Linked DNA regions of Homo sapiens: region 1 is linked to region 2. A link is an interaction called in ENCODE POLR2A ChIA-PET data of the cell type or tissue named here. Cell type or tissue: OCI-LY7. All regions are shown on one strand. Each heading gives the region's core, and the rest is flanking DNA. Links, peaks and the distances in the headings are about the cores only. Region 1 overlaps FIGNL2 (fidgetin like 2). Region 2 overlaps SCN8A (sodium voltage-gated channel alpha subunit 8).

Region 1 (6,560 bases), core at 493-5,492, 58 kb after region 2:
TATTGCAACAGGAGAGGAGAGGGAGGGGTAACAAGGGGACTCTGGAAGACTGGTCACCTGCCACAGCCCTGGCACCTACCATACAGGAACCTCTTTCCCCAGTTCTGGGCCAGAGAATAGCCTTCAAAACCTGCCTGGGGGCTGCCCTAGAGCTGGCAAGGGGCCTAGCATGAGTAGGGCTCAACACATGTTTAGGGATGAGCTAGAGGATGCCATGGGGTGGCTGCATGATTCTTCCTTCCATGATACCTTGAGTGTGCCAGCCACTGTGTGCCAGCTATGACTCCCGGCTTGAGAGGCAAACCAGACCACATTGGGACCCATGCCTGCAGACTTGATCAGCTAACAGGGAAGAGAAAACAAAGTGTTTCCTCAGAAAGGAGGGAGGGAGGGAAGGGAAGAGAGGAAAAAAGAAGGAAGGAAGGAAGGGAGAAAAGGAAGGAAGAGAGGGAGGGAGAGAGGGAGGAGAAGAAAGGAAAAAAAGGAATGAAAGAGAATGGGAAGGAGGAAGGAAGGAAGAAAGGGTCAAAAGACAAAATTTCAGGAGGAGTAAGTTCAAGAGATCTATTGTTAAATATGGTGACTAGAGTTAATAAAAGTGCATTGTATACTTGAAGATTACTGAGAGTAGGCCTGGTGTGGTGGCTCATGCCTGTAATCCTGGCACTTTGGAAGGGTGAGGGAGGCGGATCACCTGAGGTCGGGAGTTCGAGACCAGCCTGGCCAACATGGTGAAACTCCATCTCTACTAAAAATACAAAAATTAGCCGGGTGTAGTGGCGGGTGCCTGTAATCCCAGCTACTTGAGAGGTTGAGGCAGGAGAATCGCTTGAACCTGGAAGGCGGAGGTTGCAGTGAGCTGAGATCGCGCCACTGCACTCCAGCCTGGGCAACAGAGCCAGTCTCCATCTCAAAAAAAAAAAGAAGAAGAAGAAAATTACTGAGAGTAGATTTTAGGTGTTCTTACCACAAATAAGTATGTGAGGGAATGCATATGTTAATTAGCTCAATTTAGCCATTCCACAATGGGTACATATTTCGAAACACCATTTTGTATACCATAAATATACCCATTTTTATTTAAAAAAAGAAATTTTAAAATCAAAATATTGAGTTGTTTTTTTTTTTTTTTTGAGATGGAGTCTCACACTGTCGCATGGGCTGGAGTGCAGTGGTGCGATCTCGGCTCACTGCAACCTCCCCCTCCTGAGTTCAAGTGATTCTCTTGCCTCAGCCTCCTGAGTAGCTGGGATTACAGGCGCCCACCACTACACCCAGCTAATTTTCTGTATTTTTAGTAGAGATGGGGTTTCACCATGTTGGCCAGGCTGGTCTCAAACTCCTGACCTCATGATTCGCCCGCCTTGGCCTCCTAAAGTGCTGGATTACAGGCATGAGCCACCACACCCGGCCTACGCTCTTTTTTTCTTGAGACAGAGTCTCACTCTATTGCCCAGGCTGGAGTGCAGTGGCGAGATCACCACAGCCTCAACTTCCCAGGTTCAAGCGATCCCCCCACCTCAGCCTCCTTAGCAGTTGGGACCACAGGTGCCAGGTACATGCCACCGAGCTTGGCTAATGTTTGTGTTTGTTTGTTTGTTTGTTTTTGTACAGACAGAGTTTCACCAGGTTGTTCAGGTTGGCCTCAAACTCCGGGGCTCAGGCAGCCCACCCCCTCAGCCTCCCAAAGTGCTGGGATTACAGGCGTGAGCACAAAACCCAGCCTGTATTACCCTTAAAACAGAGACAACTGTTGATTTTTTGTGCAAATGAAGAATTACAGGAATAAATACAGTTGATAGATTAAAAAAATAAGGTCATATAGCTAAAAAAGAAAAAAAGAGGAAAAGAAAGAATGCTGGAGGTTCAGAGACAGCGGAGGTACTTTCGCTAGGGAGTCAGGAATTCATTTTGCAGCAGTCATGGGGAGCACTGGGGCATGGAGGGGACAGCAGGTCCCAGCTCGGAGGCTCCAGGAGAAAACAAGGAAAGTGCAGAGCTGAGCAGGGAGTGCTGGCACCCACTCCCCACAGCACCCCAGTTAAGCAGGTATTATTTGCAGATAAAACAGTGCCAGACAGATGTGGCTGGCCCCAGGTCACGCAATCCTCTGGAGGCCAAGTGGGGACCTGAAAGCAGATCTCCTCCCACTTCCACAGGCTGTGGAAAGGCAAGGATACAAGGCAGGGAGCACACCCCTGAGCGGGGCATGAGAGCCAAATGCTTTCCTTCCCTGTCCCTAAGCTCACTCCTTGGCGGGAGAGGGGATAGAACAAAGGATGAACCGAGGATGGGTGAGCTGTCTGAAGTCTCCCTCTTGTGCACTGATCCCACCCTCTTTCAAGAAAGACACTGTTCCCTCGGTTCCCCCTTCTCCTACCTGATCCATTTCCCTCTCTGCTGGGTCACTCTCATCAGCTCGCAAATATGCTGTTGTAGTTCCCGTTTTAGGAAAAAAAGCCCAAAATATATATACATTTTTGAGACAAGGTCTTGCTCTGTTGCCCAGGCTACAGTGCAGTAGTGTCCCCATAGCTCACTGCAGCCTCCACCTCCCAGGCTCAAGCATTCCTCCACCCCAGTCTCTTGAGCAGCTGGGACTACAGGCACATGCCACCACACCTAGCTAATTTTTAATTTAATTTAATTTATTTATTTTGAGACAGAGTTTTGCTCTGATGCCCAGGCGGAATGCAGTGTCACGATCTTGCCTCGCTGCAACCTCTGCCTCCTGGATTTAAGCAATTCTCCTGCCTCAGCCTCCTAAGTAGCTGGGATTACAAGTGCCCACCACCACGCCCAGCTAATTTTGGCATTTTTAGTAGAGACAGGGTTTCTCTATGTTGGCCAGGCTGGTCTTGAACTCCTGACCTTAGGTGGTCCACCTGCCTTAGCCTCCCAAAGTGCTGTGATTACAGGCGTGTGCCACTGTGCCCGGCCCCAAAATAATTTCTGAATCCCCCTTCAGCTACATTCTATCTCTCTCTCTTTGCTTGTTTTTACCTTTTCTATGCTACTGTTTCTTATTCCTGTCCTTCCATTCCTCTTGAACCCCTTCCAAGCAGGCATTTACCCCCAACACTCCACTACCTTTGCCTCATAACCACACAGCTGAATCTGATGCTCTGCCCTCCTCTTGCAAAACCAGGGACCTGCGCTCTCCTGGCCCCTGCTGCCGTCCCCTCCACAGCCTCTTTGCTGCCCTCCCATCACCCACTCCCTTCTAAACCCTGCAGACCTCGGGCTCAGTCCTGCAGCCTTCTTTTCCCTCTCCATGGTAATTCCGTGCATGATCCCATCCCATCTCCTAGCTTTGACCATCACCTGTGTATTGATGTTTCCCAAACATAGTTCTCCAGCTGAGATTTCTCCCCTGCACTCCGCACTTTATTCAACCTTCTTGCTGACATCCCCACTGGAATATTTAATTGGCATAATTAACATGCCCAAAAGTGAAACTCCGGGCTCCCACATCCGCAACCTAGCCCTCCCTCAGCCTTCCCCACTGCAGGAAATGGCAGCTGCATCCTTTCTAGTTGCTCAAGCCAGAAACCTTGCGGTCATCCTTAACTTCTCTTTCACTCTTCAGAACAGCAAATTAGATTCTTCAATCACTTCTCACCACCTCAGGGATGCTATCACCTGGACGACAGCTGCAGCCTCTCTCTCTTTTTTTTGTTTTGTTTTTTGAGACAGGGTCTCACTTTGCTGACCAGACTGGAGTGCAGCGGCGTGATCACGGCTCACTGCAGCCTGGACCTCCCAGGCTCAAGCAGTCCTCCTACCTCAGCCTCCCAAGTAGTTGGGACCATAGGTGTGGTGGGCCACCACACCCAGCTAATTTTTAAAATTTTTTTGTAGAGATGGGGGTCTCACTGTGTTGTCCAGGCTGGTCTTGAGCTCCTGGGCTCAAGCTAGCCTCCTTCCTTGGCCTCCAAAGGGCTGGGATTCCAGGCATGGGCCACTGTGCCTGGCCTCACTTCCATCTCACCTCCCCCTTTCTACATCGTCCTCTCTTTTCTTAACACAGTTGCCAGTGTAACTCTTGAAAGCATGTTCCATAAGTCATTCTTCCACCAAAAGCTTCCAGTGGCTCCCATCTCACTCAGAATAAAAGCCAAAGTCCTCTCATTGGCATACAGGGTCCTCATGGTCGGCTTCCATTACCTCTCGGCCTCACCTGCTGCCACTGCCCCTCCTCCCTCCCTTCCACACCCTGGCCTCCTCACAGCTCCTCCCGCCACGCTGCTTTCCACCTCAGTGCCCCTGCCTCTGCCCTGCCTGGAACACACCTTCCCTGGGCTTGCACCCTGCCTAGCATCAAGTCTCTGCTTAGCCGTTGCCTCGGCAGACACTGTCCCCTTCAACCTGATGTTCCCTGTAACACTCATCCATCAGATTATGGAACAACAGGTTGAAGGGGACAGTCCTATTTGTTGCTTTATTGTCTGTGTACCCACTAGAAAGTTCATGAGAGCAGGGACTTTGTTTTGTTCACTGTTATATCCCAAGCACCTAGGACAGTGCCCGGCACAGATTAAGTTCTCAATAGACTACAGGATGGATGGACAGACGGACGGATGGATGGATGAATGGACAGACAAATGGACGGATGGATGGATGAATGGACAGACAAATGGACGGATGGATGGATGGATGGATGGATGAATGGACAGATGGACAGATGGACAGATGGATGAATAGACAGACAGACGGATGGGTGGATGGATGGTTGGATGGATGGATGGATGGATGGATGGATGGATGATCCTAGAGGCTTGAAATGGCCTCTGTGTCCAAATAAAGAAAGCAATCAGGGTGACTAAATTTGAGTGTACATGTGATGGTGAGGGTGGCAAGGGGTGAAGCCAGGGGCTCACCTCAGGAATGGATAGGGGAGGGGAGTCCAGAAGGGGCATTTGTGTCTGTGAACACCAGAGGAAAGTGTCCAGCCCCCAAAGGCACCTATCTCAGCCCCCCAGAGACTCCACAGGGCCTCTTTCTCTTTAAATCTCTCTCCTTCTGTTACCCCCCACCCCATTGGGCTTCTGTGGGAGAGGACAAAAGGGGTGCTGGAATTCCCATCAAAGGTCTCTGGACACATGGTAAAGAGATCAGGGCCCTCAGGATCCTGCTTCCTGGAGGTGCGGAGGCCGCCCCGCCAGTCTGGCTCCTCTCTGGGGTGGGAGATGTGGTGAGGGGTGTGCTCTGGCCCTGGTCTTCTCATATGTCAAATGCCAAACAGCAGGAGGTCGGCCTGGGAGAAGCTGGCCAAGCGGCCCCCATCTGGGCTCTGTGTACGCGTGCACACGCTGACGGGAGGGGACAGCACAGATATCCCTGCCTGTGTCCGCGGTCAGGGCCACAGCCAAGCTGTGACCATCTGTTGTTGCTCTGAGAGGCCAGGCCAGGGGCCCAGCACCCTTGAGGAATGAACCTTCCCTTTCACCCAGCCTTCTAGTGTTTGCAAAGAACTTCATAGTTATCCATCGTTTTCGTCCTCACAATGTCCCTGCCAGATGGGCATTATTCTCCCCATTTTATAGAAGAGGAAATGGAGACTCAAGTGTGGAAAGAGATTCTCCCAAGGTCATACAAGCTGTAAGAGGGGAAGTGGGACTCAGCCCATGTGTCAACACCTGCCTACCCCAGCCTAGAGGCAGTAAGGCTCTCCAAGGTGCCTCAAAGCACAGGGTCCTCATTTCAAGCTCAAAATAAGCAGATCTCCAGGGTCAGGCTCTCAGGCACAGCCTCCCACCCATCCCCTGGCTCAACTCCTGCCCAACCCTCCCCCACCACCCCCTCTTCCAGGAAGCCTTCTTGGACTGACCCCCAAGGAAGTTCCTTAGATGCCTCAAAGTCTAGAGCTCCCTGCAGCCACTTCTTTCCCACTGTGACTGCCATGCTCTCCTTGCATGTTTATCTCCTCTGTGATCCAGGACCTCTTGAGGGAAGCCCAGTCACCCAAAGGAACAGATGATTCTCTAACTTCAGATGGCCCACACCGCATTCCCCTTCGAGGCAGCCCAGCAACCTGGGGAAGGAACATAGTGTGGCGGGAAGAGTCCTGCCCAAGGCCACCAGCCCAAAAGGGGCAGAATTGGCACTTGCACTCAAGGACTTTGCTTCAGCCCTGAACACAGCCTCTAATCCTGTACTGTCCAATGACAGGCACTAGCCCCATGTAACTATTTAAATTTGCAGACATTAAAATTTAATAAAATAAAAATTTTACTTCCTCAGTGGTACTAGCCACATTCCATATGTTCAACAACCGTATGTGGAAGTGGCCACTGTAGTAGACATCACAGACACAGAACCTTTCCATCACCATAGAAAGTTCTATCGGACGGAGCTGCTCTATCTTGAACTTCTATGGAGTCTCGCTTCTTAAGGTCTTTAGGTAGACTTCCTGCGGATCTAGACTTCTTTTTTTTTTTTTTTTTATAGACAGAGTTTCATTCTTATCACCCAGGCTGAAGTGCAGTGGCGTGATCTCCGTTTACTGCAACCTCCACCTCCTGGGTTCAAGTGATTGATTCTCCTGCCTCAGCCTCCTG
Region 2 (6,560 bases), core at 1,037-6,036:
GGGATTAGAATCCATACTTGTTCACATTGTGATCCTCTTAGCACTGTCCCTCTCATGTGTCCCCACTGCCTGGTTTACCCCATCCTTAGCAGCCCCTAAAATGAACTTCCCTCTCTTACCTAATACCCCAGATCTCTTGTTCTTTGCTTTTCAGTTACCCAGGATGGGAGGGAGGTGTTATTCCTCCACTTACTGTCCCTTCACAGCCTACTGGATTTAGAGAACCCATGGCATTAGCAAATGTTTAGAGTCAGATCTCTGGTACAAAGGTTATTTATATTCACATTGTCCTAAGTGCTTATTAATCAGTGAAACATACAAGGCCCTGAACACACAGGCTCCTCCACTGCTGAGACTAATTATCTTGGCATTTGCTTTTATTTTTAGCTGGGTTATAACTGAGGAGACCTGGACAGGGTGTGGTGTGAGGGAGTTGCTTGCTGGTTGAATAGTTTTGAGGACTGCCGGGACTAGAGACAGTACACACTTTCCTTAAGGGAAAGGTGAAGAATGCATAATGTTGAAGTATATTTAAAGAAGGTGGGCACATTCATGTAGGTGTGGAATCAAAGCTTAATCTGGAAGCAAAAAAAAAAACATAGCAAGGGAGAAACCCCAAATTCAGTGTTAAAGATTTTGACAGTGACTTGGGAAGTTTCACTGACTTGTGAGGCAGGAGAATAAGAAAAGCTGAGAGAGGCAGCAGTGTGTATTAAAGACAAGCCCAAGGGTGAAGAAGACAGCTTTCATGAAAAGAGGACCATGGGAAGTAAGGGGAAGGTTTACACAGGAAGGTGTCAGGATTAAAGTAGGAGGCAAAAAAGATGGCTTGGTAGCCACTGATCTGAGTGAAGGGGAGCCAGACCACCCCGCCTGCCCCTGGGCCACTTGTTGCATCAACGAGCATTCACACAACACTTCCTGAGGTGCCGCAGAGGCACCCAAAATGACAGCATGGTCTCTGCCCTTAAGAAAAGAGAGGATCAGACTAAGCCGAGTGATTGGAGAAAGGCGTTTTATTATTGCTGTCATTGTTATTCTTCAAATCTAGTGAACAAAAATCTAAACAGTATGACCCATCATTTGGCTCTTCTCTTTCCCATCTCTACAAAAAAGAATAAAGCAGTAGTGAACTAAAGGTTTTGAACTTTCTTTACTGCTCACCTTTGACAGTTTTTATTTGTCTTAATGATTAAGCAAAGGATATTTGGTTCAGTACCTGCAGACCCTGTGCAACAGTAGGCATGAGATTTAAGAATAACAAAGTGGCCCGGTCCAGTGGCTCACGCCTTAATCCCAGCACTGTGGGAGGCCAAGACGTGCGGATCACCTGAGGTTGGGAGTTCGAGACCAGCCTGACCGATATGGAGAAACCACGTCTCTAGTAAAAATACAAAATTAGCCGGGCATGGTGGTGCATGCCTGTAATCCCAGCTACTCAGGAGGCTGAGGCAGGAGAATTGCTTGAACCTGGGAGGCGGAGGTTGCAGTGTGCCGAGATTGCACCATTGCACTCCAGCCTGGGCAACAAGAGCGAAACTCCATCTCAAAAAAAAAAAAAAATAACAAAATGAAGCCACAGCTAAAATGTCCAAGAAGAAACTAGAACGTGGTTACAATGGGACTAAAGAGGGTGGGGATTAGGGCCCTCAGTGACATGAGATCAGTCTTGGGCATCTCACATACCTTGGATTATAGAAGGGATTTCCAACAGATGGGGTTAAGGGGAAACCTGACATGGAAGCTGTTGCCTTTTTGATTGAGCAAAGGGGATTTATTTGCACCGAGACCCTGAGTAGGACTGTGGAACCCATGACCCCTGTCCCCCCCACTGCCTGTTGATGAAAGTGGAGCCGGGCACGGTAGCTCACACCTGTAATCCCAGCACTTTGGGAGGCTGAGGCGGGCGAATCACGAAGTCAGGAGATTGAGACCATCCTGGCTAACACGGTGAAACCCCATCTCTACTAAAAATACAAAAAAAATTAACCGGGCATGGTGTCTCACACCTGTAATCCCAGCACTTTGGGAGGCTGAGGCGGGCGAATCACGAGGTCAGGAGATTGAGACCATCCCAGCTAACACAGTGAAACCCCATCTCTACTGAAAATACAAAAAAATTAGCCGGGTGTGGTGGCATGTGCCTGTAGTCCCAGCTACTCGGAAGGCTGAGGCAGGAGAATGGCATGAACCCGGGAGGTGGAGGTTGCAGTGAGCTGAGATCGCACCACTGCACTCCATCCTGGGCAACTGAGCGAGACTCCGTCTCCAAAAAAAAAAAAAGAGAGAAAGTGGAGCACCTGATATCCATGTGCCTCCATTTTGGAAGGTGACGCTGCAGACAACCCAATTCTATTCTTCTGGAGCTGTTCAGAGCAAGCACTTCCCATTGTATCACAGAGGACTTCCTCCCCACCTCCACAGGTTGTCCTATGCTTTAGCAATTCCCTCCTCTTGGCACCATACCTGTATAGTCCACCACTCTGCAGATGGGAATGCTCACACCACCATATAAGGGATTATCCCATTCATGAATGCCAAAGAAATAAAATAGTGATAAGATTTTCTTCACCTGAGTATCTCCCACCTGTATGACCCTCCACCCATACTGTGGTGTCAAGGAACTAAAAGGAGGAAAGATTTTGTCATTTCTTTTATATATAGTATTGGTGAGGATGTGGAGAAATTGGAACACTCATATGCTTCTGGTAGGAATGTGAAATGATGCAACCACTTTGGAAAACAGTTTGGCAGTTCCTCAAAAAATTAAACAGTTACCATATGACTCAGCAATTCCATTCCTGGGCATATGCCCTAGAGAATGAAAGCATGTCTACCTAAAAACCCATACACAGATGTTCACAGCAGCATTGTTCACAATAGAAACAATACACATGTCCATCAACTGATGAAGGATAAACAGAATGTGGTATATCCATATATTGGACTATTACTCAGCCGTAAGAAGGAAAATCTAGAGAGAGAAAGTAGGTGAGTGGCTGCCTAGGGCTAGGGGGTTGGGGGTTTAGGGGGTGATAGCTAAAGGGTGTGGGGGTTCTTTTGGAGGTAATGAAAATGTTCTAAAATTGATTGTGGTGATGGATGCACAACTCTGAATATACTAAAAGCCATTTTAAATGGCTGAATTTTATGATGTGTGGATTGTATCTCAATAAACCTATTAAAACATAAAAAGCCTGTGTAGTCGGGGAGTAAAGCGAAGGAGACAGGGAGCTGATGACAGGCCAGCCCATGTGGGACGGCTCCCTGAGGATAGCAGTGCTCCCTGTGGCCTGCTTGCCTTTAGGCACTGTCATAGGCAGCTGCTGCCTCTCTTTTAGGCCTTCGAGGACATCTACATTGAGCAGAGAAAGACCATCCGCACCATCCTGGAATATGCTGACAAAGTCTTCACCTATATCTTCATCCTGGAGATGTTGCTCAAGTGGACAGCCTATGGCTTCGTCAAGTTCTTCACCAATGCCTGGTGTTGGCTGGACTTCCTCATTGTGGCTGTAGGTGTCTTGCTTTCTGTTTCCCACCCCTTCCAGCAGGAACACAGAAACAGGGGTCTCTCTTTTTCTAATGGCAGTAGCTGCCCTGGGCCCAGGTTATAGATCAAGATGTAGATGTAGGTGTGGGTAAAGTTCCTTTCATAGCACTGAGATCTTCATATTAGGAAGGGGAACTCTGAAGTCCCTGCATTTGCTCCAGGGGGACTAACCAACCAACTCTTTAGTCTGGTGGGTTTGGCTTAACTTAGATTCAGAGATTAGGAGAAGTGGAATCACTGGTCTCAAAGGCCCTTGTTATTAGGCTGGGGACAGGAAAGTTCTTGCCCCAGGCCAGCAGGATGTCTTCTTTTTGTGGCTGGGAGAAGGGGTGAGAGAATGAGATGGGGGCTGTTGGGACGAAGGTGGTAGTGGGATCTGTGGTCTCTCCTGCTGACCATTCCCATGAACACTTCCATCCAACTCAAGTCTTGATACCGGACTCATCCAAACAAGTCAGTTTATTAGGTGAGGGGAGTTCATACTGAAATAAAATACCCCCTTCTTCCCACACGTTGCCATTCTACAGTGATCATGAAACTTGAGAAATCCTTTTTTCCTCCAGGTTCCAAGACTATCTCCGAGGTTTGCTGGCCATGACCTCCTGTGTTTTTTCCAGGTTGGAAGTGACATCCTCTCTTTCTCACCCCACCATCACTTGTCCCTTGTCAGCTTTACTAAGGATGATGACTGGTCTCTTATTCTATGTAATAACTAAAGCTTCTTTCTTTCAGCCAAGTCAGCATTTTAAAGAAAGGATGAATGGGATTTGTAGGACCAGGGCCTGTGGAAAATTTACTTCCTTCTGAGGGCTGTTAAGTGCCAAGAAAGTAGAACGGTGGAGACTAGACTGGTCATGTAGAATGCAGGTTTCATTGGCTGCATGGTGAACTACCTGTAGAGTACCTCTGGGATCCAGGATAGAGCAGCATAGAAATCTCTCTGATGGCAAGTGCCCAATACTGAGCCATGATTTCTGCTCTATAAATGGATTTCTTTTCCAATACATTGTCTGCAATTTCCATGGTTAATGACCCCCTTCCCAGAACTGTCACTGTGCCCTCAGTTGCATCCCCATTTCAAAAAGCCAGCCTTTGGGAAATGCCTAAATGAGGTGAGGACCCCAGCCCTAGAGGGTACCAACGTGAGACCCTCGCAGCGAGAGATGTTAGCATCCCTCCAGCAACTGTTGATACCATCCTGTGGTGGAAGGACCTGTACCCCCCACAGACAGAAAGCTGGAGCTCTAAGACTTAAAGAATGGGATTGAGATAAGACCCAGAGAGCCAAAGTGAGACTGGGCCAGTTCTCTTTCTGGAGAAAGGGCAAGTGCCATAGAGTCTTCATTTCACAATAGCTCCTCAGGACTACCTGGCGTCAGGTGGGACACCTGAACTCAAACTGGTACTCCCAGCTGCCTGGGGAGGCTGTGATTTGAAACAGAGCTTCCCCACCATGACCTACCCTCACCAGAACACGTTCTTCTCTTTTCCCTAGGGTGAGCTACCCAGAATTTGAGGATATTGATCAGGTATCCCACATGCCCCTGCTAAACAAATAAGCTGCTAAAGCACTAACAGTCCTACACATTAGCATTTATTTATTTTTTGAGATGAGGTCTTACTCTGTCACCCAGCCTCAAGTGCAGTGGCGCCATCTCTGCTCACTGCAGCCTCTGCCTCCTGGGCTCACACGATCCTTGCACCTCAGCCTCCCGAGTAGCTGGGGCTGCAGGCACACACCACCATGCCTGGCTAATTTTTGTATCTTGGGTAGAGATGGAGTTTCACCATGTTGCCCAGGCTGGTCTGGAACTCCTTGGCCTCCCAAAGTGTTGGGTTTATAGACATGAGCCACTGTGCCAAGCCAGCATTTATTTCACAAACTTTTTTTATGGCTATACGCAAGGTGGAAGGGGGTAAAGAGCATAGGACAGGCATGCAGCCAACTGACACTAATTCATAAGCTCCTCTAGCTTTTGGGGGTTGCTTGATCATTACATTACTGTGGTGCCCAACTGGCTCCTGTGAAGACCTCTGTGCCAGTTATTAGTAAATAATATAGTTGAATGCCATTATCTGTGTAGAATTGCTCCAGAAGCAATAAGGAGAAACAGAGGTTATCCTTGTTGCAAGCATGTTCCCAGCCCCTGGGGAGCTTACACTAGCTTCCATAGCAACTATGTCCTGACTCCAGGCTTGTGCTAGGTGGGGGGACATTCCCAGGCCATCACAGTGGCTCCAATCGCTGCCGCTTTTGAATTGTGGATGAACAATTAGTCTTGGACTGTCACCTGAACAGTTGGAACTGCTGGACTTTTTGGTGTCCATTTGAGTAAAGTGTCTGATTTCTTTGGCATTTTAGAACATCCAGAAGGTTAGGTCCTAACTTAGCACCATCCACTGGTGACTTGATGTCTGAGTCTGTTACTCATCGCATTTGTTTCCCTAATTGATTTTCATTCTTCCTTGTTGCCTCTTAAAGCTGTGAGTACTTTTCAGAGTCATGGGATTATCCAGATGACTTCCAAGGTTAATTCCTTTTATTTATAATCCATATGAGTTCCCAAACAAGGAAAACATTCTGTTTTGCTCAGGTCCTTGGCTGCATTGGAGATTGTGTCCTGTAAAAGAATTTTGGCATCTTTTCCCCAGGACATTTATCCCACTGTATGTGGAGATCAGCAAGCCTGTCAGTTCTGGAGGTGGGGACTTGCAGAGACTACTTGCCTTGGCCTGAATTCAGACTGCTGAAAACATTCCCCGTTTGAAAATATTCACATCATTTTGGAAAAATCACCTAATGTCTTTCCCCCTTTTTTTCCAGCCTGCAACCATAGATGCCCTGAATTTATTTTTTTTTTCATTTTTAAAATTTTTTTAGGTAGGTCTCACCCTGCTGCCCAGGCTGGAGTGCAGTGGCACAATCATGGCTCACTGCAGCCTCCAAGTCCTGGGCTCAAGCAGCCTTCTCACCTCAGCCTCCTGAGTAGCTGGGACTACAGACACG

What was found. ChIA-PET counts read pairs that join two places held together with the same protein. Peaks named below come from ENCODE experiments on the same cell type or tissue, not always from the same donor. Only the 100,000 strongest peaks of a DNase experiment are listed, where the experiment ranks them.
Region 1: POLR2A ChIA-PET joins it to region 2 with 5 read pairs; 5 of 35 experiments call an interaction of 5 or more read pairs at or near these places.

Annotation. Positions count from the first base shown.
Region 1 is chr12:51,829,377-51,835,936 of GRCh38, forward strand. The region is part of intron 1 of FIGNL2 (fidgetin like 2); the gene reads right to left. Among named protein-coding and RNA genes, the nearest start is that of FIGNL2-DT, 16 kb to the right of the region's middle. RefSeq lists an enhancer at 28-577. In OCI-LY7, for the core only: no CTCF peak of the experiment used is centred there; a DNase peak (open chromatin) is centred at 3,555.
Region 2 is chr12:51,770,848-51,777,407 of GRCh38, forward strand. It overlaps SCN8A (sodium voltage-gated channel alpha subunit 8), which reads left to right. Exons shown (of 27, transcript NM_001330260.2): 20 at 3,342-3,515. Among named protein-coding and RNA genes, the nearest start is that of TMDD1, 41 kb to the right of the region's middle. In OCI-LY7, for the core only: no CTCF peak of the experiment used is centred there; no DNase peak of the experiment used is centred there.